Regions from separate parts of the Homo sapiens genome. Here region 1 is linked to region 2. The links are chromatin loops, found by intact Hi-C in ENCODE. Cell type or tissue: Caco-2. All regions are shown on one strand.

Region 1 (8,000 bases), 120 kb before region 2:
GAATTCCTCACTGGCTTCTCCGTCTCAGTGCTCTCCACTCTACACAGTAAATGCCAGCCTAGTTTATTCTCTGAAATCTTCTGCCCAAATAGATCTCCCTTTCACCAGAATATTGTGAAATTTTGGCATTAAAGTTCATTTGGGGAAGTTTTTATTTCAACAAACATTTATTGAGTGTCTCCCACATACCACAGTATATCCCACATGTATCCAGCATAGTGCTGGGTTTCCCTGAGTGGGATATAACGATGAAAATGACTCAGCTTCTGCCTTCAAGGCACTTACAGTCTAGTAGAGACTATGAGTGTGAATACAACTAATTATAATTTAAAGACCAGCAAAACAAGTAATATAATAGAATACAATTAAAGGTGTATGAGATCATAGGAAAGAGAAAATTTGGAAAAGGACAATCAGAGGATTAGATAAAGTTTCATGTAGCTGAGCTGGTCTTCAAGGATGAGCAAGACTTGGGCAGCTAGAAATGGAGCTTAAGGGGAGACAAGTTTAGGCAGAATGAATTACATGAATAGCATGAGCAAAAGCATAAGCAGAAAAATAGAAAACGTGCTTGGTTAAAGCAGATCAGCCTGACAGATGTAATGGAGGCAAACAAGGCTAGAAACAAGGGTTGGAGATATATTATGGAGAGCTGTGCTGTCATTTTGAGTCTCTGAAAGTACTTGGATAAAAATGTCAGGATCTTAGCATTATAGTAACACCTTAAGAATTGTTAATTGACATCTTAGTTGAGAGCAAGGTGAAGAGAGAAGGCAGACACAGTACATGAAGAACTGGGAGGGGGACACAACAAACTTCCCACTTCCCATTATTGCCCAGGACCACTCAGGTGATCACTATCCCACCTTCTGAGACTCCATAACAGAAAAAAGAGGCTGAGTTTGGCTTTATTTAATAAGCAGTCACTTTCTGTGCAAAGGAGATGAGAAGGAAAAGTGAGAGGTAAATTGGACATCTGATGAATTATCAAGAAATTATTATGAACAGCCTTGTCACCTTACTGAGCTGCAAAGAATTCATTACTTTCTTAAAATGATGCATTTAAGAAAACACAATGTTTATGAACAGACATAGCATTTGCTGTGGCAGCATCAAAGCTAAAGTGTTAACCCAGATCACACTTTAAGGATCCTTCTCCCTCTCTCCTCCCACCCTCACACTCTCTCACACGCACACACATACACACACATCACTACCACTAGCACTAGCATCATGATCACCACCAGCACTATAGCCCTGTTATATCAGGAAGTTTCAAATGTACAAAAGGAAGAGGAAGAAGAGACAATCTTCTTTTTTGTTTTCTAAAGGTAAACACTGCAACATTTCAAAGATGGTCCTTCCAGCTTTACGTAAGTATGACTAAATGAAGCAGGGATTTAAAAAAAATTGGTTATACCTGTTTCTTTAGATTTGAGGGAGGGTGGTCACTTAAAGGAGCAAGAAATAAATGAAATTATTAATAGAATTTTTAGTCACCTGTACTGGAGTAACTACAGTTTAGCAAGCAAAAAAAATACTGAGACATAGTTAAGGAATCTACAGCTTCAGTGTGTAATTTTTTTGGCCAGGGAAGGGGTGAGGGATTAGGAGAGTAGAGGTAGCTGGGAGATTGGCTGTTAAAGTTAGAAAAGTAGTGTGGATGGGGAGGTGGCAGCCAAGCCATTTCTAGAAGTATAACTATCGTAGTGAATTGGGCTCAGGGACTCATGCTACGTGAGGCCTTCAGATAGACAATGACTGACAGAAAAGTTTTCTATCTGCTTGTGGGAGGAGTACATAAGAGTTAATACTTTTATAGTGCTAACCACATGTTAGGCACTATTCTAATTGCTTCATGTATTTTCACTTGTTTACTTTTCCCATTAACCCCATAAGGTAGGTACTATTATTACCATTCCCATTCTATAGAAGAAACCGAGAAAACATAGAGGTTATGTAACTTGCCCAAGGTCATATAACTAGTAAATATCAGAGCCAGGATTTGCACCCAGGCAGTCTGGCTCATGTCTATGGTTTTAACCACTGTGTGTATGCGTGCGTGTGTGTGTGTGTGTGTGAGAGAGAGAGAGGCTGTGCTCACAAACATATACTTCTTTTTCCTTTAGAGTTGCCTCTCACGACAATCACAATCTCTAGAGTTAACCATTGCAAATATTTTGTGTATTTCCTTCCTGACTTTTGAAAAAAAATAGTACCTGTATAGAAATGCATAATACAACATATTTTAAAAGCATAGACAGTTCACACACATATATATACACACATATATTTTGTATGTACTTTACTCTATGTCTAACTAATAAAAATAATGGAGACAGAGCGTGAGGACAATCTGCTTCATATACATGCCTTAGGAATGGCATTATGCCATGTGGCCATTCTGTGTTGATTTTGGAGTCCTTTCTCCTCAGGGAACAGACAACCAAACCTTTATAGCCTTAGGCTTAGTTACTGTCTCCCCCATATTCTCTTTGTAAGCAAAGTAACTGTTTATTTTTTATTTTTTTAGACGGAGTCTTGCTCTGTTGTCCAGGCTGGAGTGCAGTGGCATGATCTCGGCTCAATTCAACCTCCACCTCCCAAGTTCAAGTGATTCTCCAGCCTCAGCCCCCAAACCCCCCCAACCCCGCCGAGTAGCTGGGACTATAGGCATGCGCCACCATTCCCGGCTAATTTTTGTATTTTTAGTAGAGATGGGTTTCATCATGTTGGCCAGGCTGGTCTCGAACACCTGACCTCAAGCGATCCATCCACCTTCGGCCTCCTAAAGTGCTAGGATTACAGGTGTAAGCCACCAAGTAACTGTTTGGAACATGGAAGAAAAAGGTGGGAGATATAACCTATGTTTTTCATCTGGTATTTTATGTACATAGCTATAAAATTTTTTGTGAAATGAGGCAGAAACCTCCTTTCTATCTCGTCAGAACCATGTAATTAGATCTTAAAAAGACTGAAGAAATAATCGATTCCTACTCCATCACTTAAGAGACAGAAATATGGGGCCTAGAGAGGGGAGAGGCTTATCCAGCATCACATTGCTACTAAATGACAGGGCAAGGCTTGAGCCAGATCTTCTGAGTCCTATCCAGTGTTCTTTCCAATCTACTGCTTGTTTTGTAAAGCATGGCACTTGCTTATAAATCCCTCTGAAGAAATAAAACTCTCTAGCTCTCATCCTTGTGTATTTACCCTAGAAATATGAACATTTATGTCCACACAAAAACCTTACACGAATGGTCATAACAGCTTTGTTTCTATTAGCAAAAAACTGGAAACAACTGAAATGCTCTTCACCGTGGGCACATATAAACAAATTGTAGAATATTCACATAGTAGAATACTACTTAGTAATAAAAAATAAAAAACTATTGATGTACACAACAAATTCAGTGGCTCTCAGGGCCATTATGATGAGTGACATAGCAAATCACAGTATTTTACATACTATATGATTCCATTTACATAACATTCTAGAAATGAGAAAATTATAGTAATGATGAACATATCAGTGGTTGCTGGGGGACAGATGTGCCTATAAAGAAGTAGCACAAATGAGTTTTGGGGGGATGATAAAACAATAATGTCCTAATTACAGTGGTGATTACAAGAATCTATAAATGTGATAAGATTAATAGAACTATCCACCCCCCCCCCAAAAAAAGTTGAGTGCATGCAAAAGCTGGTAAAAATCAAATGAGGTCTATAGTTTGCTCAATAGAATTATTGTACCAATGACAGTTTCCTAGTTCTGATAGTTGTGTGGTTATGTAAGATGTTAACATTAGAGAAGGTTAGTTAAATGTATGTGGGAACTCTCTGTATTATTTTAGCAACTTTTATGTAAGATTAAACTTATTTTTAAAAAGAAAAAAGAAAGAAAACTCTCTAGAAGTCCCATAATGTTTTAGGCAGGCCTGGTCAACCAACATTTCTGTAGTTTTCTGAAGTTCTAATATATCTTCAGGCCTTTGCTCAACTGGCGTTCTCTCTCTCTCTCTCTCTTTCACACACACACACACACACACACACACACACACACACTCACCCCACTCTGTAACCTAGTTTATTTTTATCCGTAATACTTATAATCCCTAATAAAAATATGTTTGTTTATTGTGTGTCTCCTCCCATTAGAATGTAAGCTCCTTAAGTTTAAGCACTTTTTGTTCACTGTATCCCTAACACCTAGAATAGTGCTTGTCACACAGTAAATGCTCAGTAAATATTTGTTGAATGAATGAATGTGTGTAGGCATTGAAATAAAGGTATTATGAAAAAAGGTATTGTATACTATGTTACATTTCTTTATTACATGAGACAAATTTCTCTTTCATTTTATTTTTGCACACTCAAAATAGTTTTATCTGTTGTGTCATTTAAATATTGTTTTCTGAATTATGAAAGATTTGGAGAGACGTTGGAATAACAACACCTCTAGGAGACCTAGGAGATTCTAGGAGACCACATATTCTGAAATATTTCCTTTCCCTGTGTTAAAATAAATAAAAAGTTGCCTTTCCTAGGTGCTTTACTCACCTGGGCTTTACTCACCCTTATGATGCATAAAAGATTGTACTTACAACATCTGGCCACCAGATGGCAATGTTTATCCAAATATCCTTTCTCGGTACCTATTCGTGTACCAAGCCATGTGCTGGGTATAAAAAAAAAAAGGATAGGACACCATACTCGGCCTGAGAGCTTAGTCTGGTGGGGAGACAAATCGGTATATAGAAGTGCTATGATGAAAGTATGCACAGGTTACCCTGAAGACACAGAGGAGGAACACCTGAACCAGATGAGGGAGGCAGGGAATGAGGCTTAGAGCATGGGTGATGGCTTCTTAAAGGAGGTGAAGGCTGAGCTGAGCAGTACTCCTACAGATGGAAAATCGAAGGAGTGTAAGTTCTGTGAAGACAGGTGCGACGTCCACCATTATGTTGCCAGTGCCTGGCCCAATGCAGAAATGCGCTTAAATATTTTTGGAATGAATGAACAGCATATAAAGTACAGATGGCAAAAGGACATCATTAGATGTGCTAGTACTTTATATTATTTTCAACTTTCAGAATAACTCTTCAAAGTACATACTATCATCCTATTTTTTAGATGAATAAAATGAGGTTCAGTGTACGCAGCTTATAAAACAGAGCCAGACAGACTCAAGTCTATCACTTTTCTTTCCACTTACTGTCTCCCAGTGAGCATATTACTATTAATAAGTCAACTCATATTCTGCTTAAAAGGACTTGGAAAAGTGCTTCACAATATTGACATTCCTCCAAAAACAAGATAAAATATATCTACTTAATCGTTCCTTTTTAAAAGTTTTAAATTGACTTGTTTATTTTCATGTTAAAAATAGAATCAACTAAAAAGTTAACATAATGGTATATTCTCAAATCAGCTACCCGATTTCTTTAAGTAATAATGAGACATATACATGCCTTTTCAAGACAGGTTAAAGAATCAAATAGCAGACTGTTAACCTGAGATATTAACAAAATAAAAACATTCTAGTAATATTTCAGCTAATAAGCAAAATTCATAGTTTCATAGTCTAGCAGTAAAAAGAAGCACTGACAAAGACTGTGTTTTTTACACGAAGTGAGAAGATCTGTGTAATACTACATTATAGGATCAAAAGGACATTAACTGTTTTACTGTTTTATAATGTTTATGGGAGATATTTCAATAATAGCACTGTTTTTCAGAAAGCCGTAAGAACATGAAAGATTATAGACAGACATCACTCTTACCATGGAGGATACACCCAATTCTTGAAGCAGTCAACACTCATTTATGTGGATACATTACAGGTCATTTCATATTACCATTGAACAAATTTTACTGTTATTATGTGCTAGGCATTTTAGTAAGCACTTAGCAATACACGAGATAGATAAGGCCTCTGCCATCATCTCGTGAATCTTATAATGAGCAGGGAAGCAGATACTGAGCAGTTACCTGTTTGAGGAGTGCTACAAAAGAGGTTTATCACGTAAAAAGGATAATCTTTGGGTGCTTATAAGATGGGGATTTAACCAACAGTTGTCAAGTGGGGAGCTTAGATGGTCAAGGAAGGCTTCCTAAGGATGTGATATTTTTAAGGAATGAATGAGAGTTAGCTAGAGGAAGGGGAGATTCACAGCAGAGAAGACGAAGACAGCAAAAAGGTCTGGGAGACCATGCTAGAGAGGTAGGTAGGGGCCAGATCATAATGGGTTTTAAAGGCAGTGGGGGAACCATTAAAGGGTTTGTGGTAGGGAGTGACATGACAGGTTTTGCATTTTACAAGTTCATTTCCACAGCAATGTGGAAAATGGATAGGAGGGGAACAGGATGGGCCAGAGAGACCAGTTAGAAACTGCAGTTTCCAAAATGATTGTGGCATGGCCATGGCTGCTACCTTCAGGAAGCTTCTAGTCCAACCAAGGAAACAGCCTGTAACCAAGAAATTCCTTCATGGAAGAGCAAGCAGTCTAATAGAGGTTTGCACAGGCTGTTCCACCCAAGTTCATGTGACTAGTGGGTGACAGAGCCAGCAGCAGAACCCAGGTTTCCTGATTTCTAGTCTAGGGCTTTTTCCAAGGCCATCCTTTTCACTGCCTTCACAACCAAGGAATTATGGAAAGGGAGGAGAACAAAGCAAGCCAGTGAATGTTTCCGCCTTCTTAAGTCTCAGATCAGATTGTGGGGAGCATTTAGCCACTCTCTGTACTCAAGTCTGACATAAGCACTCCTCCCAAGACATTTGTTTCTGAGGGATGGATTCACCATCGTGATACTCCCTGTATATATACAGAGCAAGGAATTTCTACTGGGAGGGCCAGGGAAATTTGAACTCTCATAGCTAAGGTCGAAAAGGGCATTGTTATGAGAAAGAGGTCATTCTTTCTGAGACAGGGAACTCTGGATGACAAAAGGGAAAAAATCTGATTCCAGGCAGACAGAAAACAGTCTGATTCCAGCCCAACAGAAGAAGCAAGGGCCCAAGTAGAAGAGTGAAAATAGCTGAAGAAGAGCCTATGTTGCTTCTAAGCTGAGGGAGTAGAGAAATAGGAAGTACCAGGAAAGAGCCTGAAAGACAAGGACCAGAGGAATTCTGTTTGTAAGCATCAGAGGGAAGGGAAGCCTCAGAATAATAACCAACGCTGAACTCTGTGACTGGGCAACAAAGAGGTCTTGAGAACATATTTCCAGAGGTCTCAACTACCTTGTGAGTCAAGAAATAAACAAAGGGGTTTCTACGGGGAAAACCCCAAGGGGGTCAGAGGCCCTGATTAGGATGGGCTGGGCGCAGTGGTTCACACCTGTAATCCCAGCACTTTGGGAGGCTAAGGCGGGCAGATCACTTGAGGTCTGTTTTAGGCTCAGCCTGACCAACATGGTGAAACCCTATCTTTATTAAAAATACAAAAAATAGCCAGGCATGGTGGCGCATGCCTGTAATCTCAGCTACTCGGGAGTCTGAGGCAGGAGAATCACTTGAACCTGAGAGGCGGAGGTTGCAATGAGCTGAGATTGCGCCACTGCATTCCAGCCTGGGTGACAAGGTGAGACTCTTTCTCAAAAAAAAAAAAAAAAAAAGGTATAAAACAAACAGGAGGATGGAGCCAAGATGGCCGAATAGGAACAGCTCCAGTCTACAGCTCCCAGCGTGTGTGACGCAGAAGACGGGTGATTTCTGCATTTCCAACTGAGGTACTGGGTTCATCTCACTGGGGAGTCTCAGAAAGAGGGTGCAGGACAGTGGGTGCAGCGCACCGAGCGTGAGCCGAAGCAGGGTGAGGCATCGCCTCACCCAGGAAGCTCAAGGGGTCAGGGAATTCCCTTTCCTAGTCAAAGAAACGGGTGAGAGACAGCACCTGGAAAACTGGGTCACTCCCACCCTAACACTGTGCTTTTCCAATGGTCTTAGCAAACGGCACACCAGATTATATCCTGCGCCTGGCTCAGAGGGACCTAATCCCACA
Region 2 (8,000 bases):
ACAATTTCAATTAAAATGTAAAATAAAAACAAAAAGTTTGTGGTTGAGAACATTAAAGCTCCCAAACCTGGCTACCTTTAAGAATCATCTGGGGATCTTTTAAAAGTATAGATCTCTGCCCAGTGCAGTGGCTCACACCTGTAATCCCAGCACTTTGGGAAGCCGAGGTGGGCAGATCACCTCAGGTCAGGAGATTGAGACTAGCCTGGCCAACATGGTGAAACCCTGTCTCTACTAAAAATACCAAAATTAGACAGAGCGAGACTCCGTCTCAAAGAAAAAAATATATATATATAAATATATATATCTCTCTATATATAGATATCTAGATATCTATATATAAATATAGATATCTATAGATCTATATATATAGATATCTATAGATCTATATATAGATATCTATATATAGATCTATAGATATCTATAGATCTATATATATATATATATAGAGAGAGAGAGAGAGATAGATAGATAGATAGATAGATAGATGATAGATAGATAGATAGATAGAATGATAGATGGATCCCAGGCTGGGTGTGGTGGCTCACGCCTGTAATCCCAGCACCTTGGGAGGCCAAGGCAGGCGGATTGCTTGAGCTCAGGAGTTCAAAACCTGCCTGAGCAACATGATAAAGCCCCATCTCCACAAAAAAAAAAAAAAAAAAAAATTAGCCGGGCGTGGTGGTACTCACCTGTAGTCCCAGCTACTCGGGACACTGAGATGAGAGGATCGCTTGAACCCGGGAGGCGGAGGTAGCAGTGAGGAGAGATTGCACGCCTGTAGTCCCAGCTACTCAGAAGGCTGAGTTGGGAGGACCCCTTCAGGCAGGCAGGCAGGCCAAGGCTGCAGTGAGCCGAGATCGTGCCACTGCACCCCAGCCTGGGCGGCAGAGCCAAATACTGTCCAAAAAAAAAAAAAAAAAAGCCGGCCTTCATGGCTCATGCCTGTAATCCCAGCACTATGGGAAGCCCAAGGCAGGCAGATTGCTTGAGCCAGGAGTTTGAGACCAGCCTGGGCAAAATGGCGAGACCTCGTCTCTACAAAATTTAGCTGGGCGTGGTAGCACACCCTTGCAGTCCCAGCTACTCAGAAGGCTGAGGCAGGAGGACCCCTGGAGCCCAGGAGGTCGAGACTGTAGTGAGCTGAGATTGTACCACTGCACTCCAGCTCTGGGCAACAGAGCAAGACCCTGTCTCAATAATTATAATAATAATAAGGCCGGGCTTGGTGGCTCCTGTAATCCCAGAACTTCGGGAGGCCAAGACGGGTGGATCTTAAGCTCAGGAGTTCAAGACCAGCCTGGGCAACATGGAGCAACCCCGTCTCTACTAAAAATACAAAAATGAGCCCTGCATGGTGGCATGTGTCTGTAATCCCAGCTACTCGGGAGGCTGAAGCACAAGAATCGCTCGAACCCGGGAGGCAGAGGTTGCAGTGAGCCGAGATTGTGGCACTGCACTCCAGCCTTGGTGACCAAGCAAGACTCTGTCAAAAAAAAAAAAAAAAAAAAGTGAACTTCCCAGGTGATTCTAATGTAGCCATCCTGGTGCAGATCCAAGGCCTGAAGTTTGGGTGGGGCTTAAGTGACACTGACTCAGGGTCAAGTCCCATTTCTGCCCCTTGCCAGCTGTGTAACCTTAGAAAACAATTCCATGTCTCCGAGAGCTATGAAAACAAGGCTGCCTCACAGGCTTGTGATGATGAATCAGTAGAAAATGACTATAAAGGTTTTAGCACAGTGCTTGGCATATAGTAAAGACTCATTCATCTAATATTGTTATTAATATATATAAGGAGGTTGGTCTAGAACTCTTCTCCCAGGCTGGAGTGCAGTGGAGCAATAATGGCTCACTGCAGTCTCAACCTACCCGGGCTCAGGTGATCCTCCCTGCGTAGCTGGGACTACAGATGCACGCTAGCATGCCCAGGGAATTTTTGTACTTTTTGTAGAGATAGTGTTTTGCCGTGTGGCCCAGGCTGGTCTTGAAATCCTGGCCTCAAGGGATCCGCCCACCCCGGCCTCTCAAAGTGCTGGGATTATAGGCATGGGCCACAGCACCTGGCCTTAGAACAGGGACCCCTAAAAATTCAGGGGAGGCTGGGCGCGGTGGCTCACGCCTGTAATCCCAGCACTTTGGGAGGCCGAGACGGGCGGATCACGAGGTCAGGAGATCAAGACCATCCTCGCTAACATGGTGAAACCTCGTCTCTACTAAAAATACAAAAAAATTAGCCGGGCGTGGTAGCAGGCACCTGTAGTCCCAGCTACTCGGGAGGCTGAGGCAGGAGAATGGCGTGAACCCGGGAGGTGGAGCTTGCATGAGCCAAGATCGCACCACTGCACTCCAGCCTGGGCGACAGAGCGAGACTCTGTCTCAAAAAAAAAAAAAAAAAAAAAAAATTCAGGGGATAGGCTGGGCACGGTGGCTCACGCCTGTAATCCCAGCACTTTAGGAGGCCGAAGCGGGTGGATCACCTGAGGTCAGAGGTTCCAAACCAGCTTGGCCAATGTGGCGAAACCCTGTCTCTACTAAAAATACAAAATTAGCCCTGTGTGGTGGCACATGCCCGTAATCCCAGCTACTTGGGAGGCTGAGGAAGGAGAATCGCTTGAACCTGGGAGGTGGAGGTTGCAGTGAGTTAAAATCGCACCATTGTCTGGCCTGGGCAACAAAAGCAAGACTCGTTCTAAAAAAGTAAATAAATAAATATTCAGGGGATAAATTAACTTAGATGGGAAAATATTACATCTTTGTTTTCACCAACCTCTAACTAAAATTTAGATTTCCTTCAACTACAAATGCAGAGAACAGATCACGATAGTGTTAGTGGTACCTGTGACTTTGTCCCCAATAGAAATCACAATTTTATGTCACATTACTGTTACTACAGGTATCTTTAAATATGTTTACAATTATCATTACTTTCAACTTGCCATGGTTATGAGAGTTGTTTCTATATATTGTTATTTATTACATTAATAACAAGCACTTCTATAACTATACCAGCTTCCATGTCTCACATTTTATTCTCCAGTAACACTGAACTGCTTTGTAATCCACACCCGGATATCAGCATACACACTGTTCTCAGCCCCAAGCCTCTGTTCACTAGTCTCTCTAGTCTCTCTACCTAGATTGTCCTTCTCTTCTGCCAGAGCTAACCCCTCCTCCACACCCAAGACATGCCACCCCCTATTCCCCCTACACACACCAGGCCTCCATTACCACTTAGTATTTGTACTGTTTTTGTCTGTCTGCAGCTCTGTTTCTGCAGCTAGACCATGAAGTCTTTGGGAGTTTGTCCTGTTTTGTTTACCTCTGAATCCCCACTTACACTATACCTGACACAGGACAAGCACACAGTGACTGTTGAATGAGTTCATCCAAGAAAGAGATGCCCCTTATACCCTCTTTCTGCTCCACCCAGAAAGCTACCAGCTCTGTCTGGAAGTGGGGGCCCCCCTCCGCTTTCTTAGTTTATGCAAAACGTTTTGCTGCTTGGAGTCTCTCCATCCAACGCAATATATGTCAGCAAAGCAAGGCTTCACAGAAGGGAGCCAAGGTGGCCCTGCCCAGTCAGCCTTCTCCTGAGGAGGTGTGCAATATGTCAATACAAGCTGGACTTGTATGCAAATACATACCAGCTCCTGAACTCTATCTCTGAACTATGTAGTTTTTTTATATCTCAATTATATTTACTCTTGATCAACCTGGATATAGTATGGAAAGCTGTACTGAATTATTAACAATACTGCTTGAGAGCAAGGACTACAACAAGGGAAATGTCAAGGGGACAGAATCTTGAGTTTAATGGTGCCAAATGCCAAGAAGGAAATACTTCTACCAGGGCCTCATCCCAAGGTTATGCACAAAGATAAAAGGACTCAGGCAAATATAGAAACAAAAGTCCCAGCAGTTCACAAAACACAACTTAAATAAACATTTATGGGTCTAATATATTTTGCTATAACGTTTAACATGAAATAATTATAAACAAGAGGAAAAAACATAAACACTGTAATTACAAAACAATTTAGTAGACTATAAGTCTACACAATGCAGATGAAATTTCATATTCTACTACCTCCTCTGGCTTTTACCCAAGAACATTTAAAAAAAAAAAAAGCGAAGAAGAAGAAAAAGGGAAATTAATACATCTAAAGGGTTTGCTTTTGAGAGGAGAAATAGAGACTCCTCAGCAGTCTGTTAGAACGAAAGGACCATACTCTCAGTTTTGCAGGTATGGTCAGTGACCCCCAGCACCTCTTTCACCTCTGACCTTGGGATCCTGTCAAGAGCGAGAAGTACGGCTTGTTTTTGGCTTTCCGGCTGCTACAGCATAGAGACCACAACCCCACCTCCATTTTCCCCAAGTTGCAGGGCACATATAGGACCCACAGGGCCTTGGGAATAAGAGTTACAATAGTTGGCCGCTCTTTGCTCTTAATCACAGGCCTGATGCTTGTGGTACCCGGAGGAAGTTTCAAATCTATGGAAGTCCAATCCGCAGGGACTCAGGCCAAGTGAAGCTCCACTAGAAAAAAGGGCGGCTCTGGCCCTAATTGGTGTTCCTGCCTATTAGCTGGAGCTCTCTTAGTGTAGGAGCGTGTTCCTGCCTATTAGCTTGGCCACAGAACTCTCTTAGTGTAGCAGCTCCGCCTCCTACACTTCTTCCCTGCTACTCTTGGAACCAACGCACTGTGGATTCCACCAGGAGGTACCTCTGGTGCCTCTCCGAGCTTCTGTGACGCAGGCAGAGAACGTTCAACGTCTTGGACACTAGATGGCAGTATATGCTGCTCTATTTCAAAGGCCAGACTTGTGAATGAAGGAGCCGATGCGGGGGTGGGGAGTACTGACTGAAATGTAAGTCAGTTTTACGTGAAAACTGAACGTCATGAAAAGTTTAGTTTTTTCAGACACTAATCGTTATTTAATCCTACACATTTAAAGTATTCCAAGTCTCTGAGTCCTGAGAAACCCTGGAAACCCACCACTTGCCCACCCAGAACATCCCTCCATCTTACAGAGCTGGGGCACGCCCCTCAGGCCTGTGAACATGCAATCGCTACATCTATTGAAAGGGTAACGACAGACGGAGATCAACTAAGGTGGCAGGTAAGGTTCAGAAAAGGAGAAGGACAACAAATTTGGAGAAATAGGAGAAGGTAAGTGAAGTGAGGAAAAAGAGGGGGTGCTGAAGTAAGAAATGAGGGGAAAATAAGGGAAATGGCGGGGGTAGGGGAGAGAAAAATGAGAGAAAAGAGGAAAGGGGAGAAAGGGGAAATGAGGAAATAGAGAAAAGGAGAAAAGAAATAAGGAAAGAAAGGTAAAAGAATGGAAATGGGGGAGAAAGTAGAGGAAATGGGTAAAGAAAAGAGAAAAAATAAGGGAAATAGTGGAATGAGTGGAAGCAGAAGAGCAGAGAGAAGGAAGGGGAGGACTGAGGAGAGACGGCGAAGGGGCAGAGGGAAACCGGGACAGAGACTGCCTCTGAGGGGTTCAGGGAAGAGAGGACACAGCGAGCTGGGGAAAGGAGGTGACGATATCGTTAAGTAAGCAGAAAGAGACAGAAACTGAGGAGAGTTTGAGCGTGCTTCTCTGAGTTTTGCTTACGGCATTTATTGGGTACTCCTAATGTGTGCCTGGCACTCTCTGACTCTCTGCAGAGGCAACCGCTCTCCTTGCACGCCCCCCCCCCAGAAAAAGGGGGGCTTTGGAGGGCGGCAGTTTAAGGCTACAACACTTGGGGCTCTCGAGGGCGTCGTCTCTTCTGTAGGGGGACCCATTCGAGGTGAGACTAGAGACATTTGCCCTCACGCCGAGCTCGAGCCCCGCGAGACCGGGCCACTGAGGGGGCACGGCAGCCCGGGTGGGCTGCGTGCGTATTTCTGGCGGAGGATGCGCCATGAGCGCTGAAAGAGCCTGAACCGAAGCGTCCGGCTCGCCGAGAGAGTGAGAGCCGGGCCGGCTCCCAGGAGCGCGGGCGAGGGTGCGAGCGGCAGCGTGGATGCCAGGGCACAAGGGTGCGGGCGGGGTGGGGCGAGGGGTGGAGGGACAGGATCCAGCCGCTCGGGGCCCCCGCCCGCCAGCCGGAGAAGTGGCGGAGGACCGTTCTCCGCCGTCCCCTCTAGGGTAATTTACATGCTGTCATATCCCAGTGCTGACTCCCGGGCGTGCAGACCGCTAACTAGCTCACTCGCTCTCAGCTCCTGCCACCGCTCAGCCGTCACAGCCCAGGGGAGCCCGAGAGCCTGAGAGCCTGCAAACCGGGGAGGGAGGGAGCAAAGGAGGGAGGGAGCAAGGGCGCGCCCTGGCTCTCCCTCTGCCCTGCTGCCCGCCCTTCCTGCCTCCACAGGTCCGCCCCAATCCCCGCTCACACTTGGGAAACTTGGGACTGCGCTGGGGCCGCGTGTGGCACCTCAGGGGGGCGGCCCCCGGCCTCAAGAGGAGGGGGAGGAGAAGGAGGAAGAGGAGGAAGTGAGCCCGAAGGATCCGCTCGGAGCTGTTTGTCCAGCTGTTTCTATTCGCACCCGGAGCAGTACAGCCAGAAGGGGGCCGAGCCGAAGGTGGCTGGCTTTAGGCGCTAATTTCCAACTCTTTTCCTCACAGCTTGTCTTTTCCAGGCACCCTGGAGTCCCCTCAGGCCAGCTCGGTGGGCGCGCACCTGCCAGCCGCCCCTGACCTCGCAGGCCAGGCGACCTCCGAGCCTGAGAAGATGGCCCAGTCCAAGCTCGATTGCCGCTCACCTGTCGGCCTCGACTGCTGCAACTGCTGCCTGGACCTGGCCCATCGGAGTGGGCTCCAGCGAGGCAGCAGCGGGGAGAACAACAACCCGGGCAGCCCTACAGTGAGCAACTTTCGGCAGCTGCAGGAAAAGCTGGTCTTTGAGAACCTCAATACCGACAAGCTCAACAGCATAATGCGGCAGGATTCGCTAGAGCCGGTGCTGCGGGACCCCTGCTACCTGATCAACGAGGGCATCTGCAACCGCAACATCGACCAGACCATGCTCTCCATCCTGCTCTTCTTCCACAGGTGGGTGGCTCGGCACACGGCGGCAACTCGGTCCTTGCTCCCACCAGCCTCTGCTGCACCCTCATCTCTGGCAAAAGGGGCAACTAGGAAGTTCAGGAGGGGTACTGGGGAGGTCTGACTCAGGCTACAGTGACTGGACCTTGAGGTTGCCTGGAGTACCGCGGAGCTGAGGGGAGGACTGGCAGGTGCAAGCCCTATTCTGAAAGCTGCCTGCAAAGGCTTTCTGATGGGGACGCTGGGGCCTAGAAGGTGGGCAGACCCCAGATGGTTTGGAGGTAGCTGAAAGTACCCGCTCCTCAAATGCATACATTTCCATAGCCCCTTTGGAGATTCTGCCATGGGGTCTTCTTGAGTTCCAAGTTCTACCCTTCTCAAAAGCCCATCTCAAATGTGCAAAATCAGATTGAAACTACAAGGGCTTTAAAATTACTGAGTGCCCCTGACTGACAGTGAGGGCAAGCAAAATGTCAAGACAAATTAAACTGCTGGTGGTAGGAGAGGGAGATGGGGAGGGGAAAATTTTTAAAAATCAGAGACTTGTGAGAATTTCTTGAGCCTCTGGATGGGAGGGATTCGCCTCCTCCATGGATCACAGCGTTAAATTTCAAATGTAAGCTAAGCGCAACCCCAGAGAGCACCCTAGGACATCTTGAGTGCCTCAAGAACTATGTGTGGCAGGAGGGCGGATGAATCCATGTCGTTGCAGGCGTGTATTGGTGTACCGGTCAAGCTTTCTAGAAATCCTGCTGGGGAGGCAAGGAGAGGACAAGGGAGGGAAAAAACACAATGGGAAGACCCAAGGCAGCTGCTGTCCTTCAGTTTGAGACACTCTGGCAAGAACCAGTCTCTGGGAACAACTGAGGCAATTTAGAGGCAGGGCAGACAACATCAGGAAACCCAGCCATGGATTTAGTGTCCTTAGCGCCATCAGGATAGGGCACCAACATGTGTGTGTGAGT

What was found. Peaks named below come from ENCODE experiments on the same cell type or tissue, not always from the same donor. Only the 100,000 strongest peaks of a DNase experiment are listed, where the experiment ranks them.
Region 1: a loop joins it to region 2, with 7 times the contacts of the local background. A loop is called at or near these places in 32 of 110 quality-filtered maps.

Annotation. Positions count from the first base shown.
Region 1 is chrX:107,890,894-107,898,893 of GRCh38, reverse strand. All of the region lies in intron 3 of MID2 (midline 2), which reads right to left. It overlaps LOC101928335 (a long non-coding RNA gene), which reads left to right. Exons shown (of 4, transcript NR_110395.1): 4 at 2,534-4,297. Among named protein-coding and RNA genes, the nearest start is that of MID2, 69 kb to the right of the region's middle. RefSeq lists an enhancer at 4,677-4,726. In Caco-2, a CTCF peak has its summit at 4,602 (motif pointing right); no DNase peak of the experiment used is centred here.
Region 2 is chrX:107,774,141-107,782,140 of GRCh38, reverse strand. It overlaps TSC22D3 (TSC22 domain family member 3), which reads left to right and starts at 6,354. Exons shown (of 3, transcript NM_198057.3): 1 at 6,354-7,041. The coding sequence starts at 6,722. NCBP2L (nuclear cap binding protein subunit 2 like) reads right to left here and starts at 4,408. Exons shown (of 2, transcript NM_001348372.2): 1 at 4,283-4,408. RefSeq lists silencers at 6,015-6,074, 6,048-6,342 and enhancers at 6,105-6,154, 6,431-7,007, 7,008-7,585. In Caco-2, a CTCF peak has its summit at 4,782 (motif pointing right); DNase peaks (open chromatin) are centred at 4,780 and 6,230; H3K4me3 peaks cover 933 bases.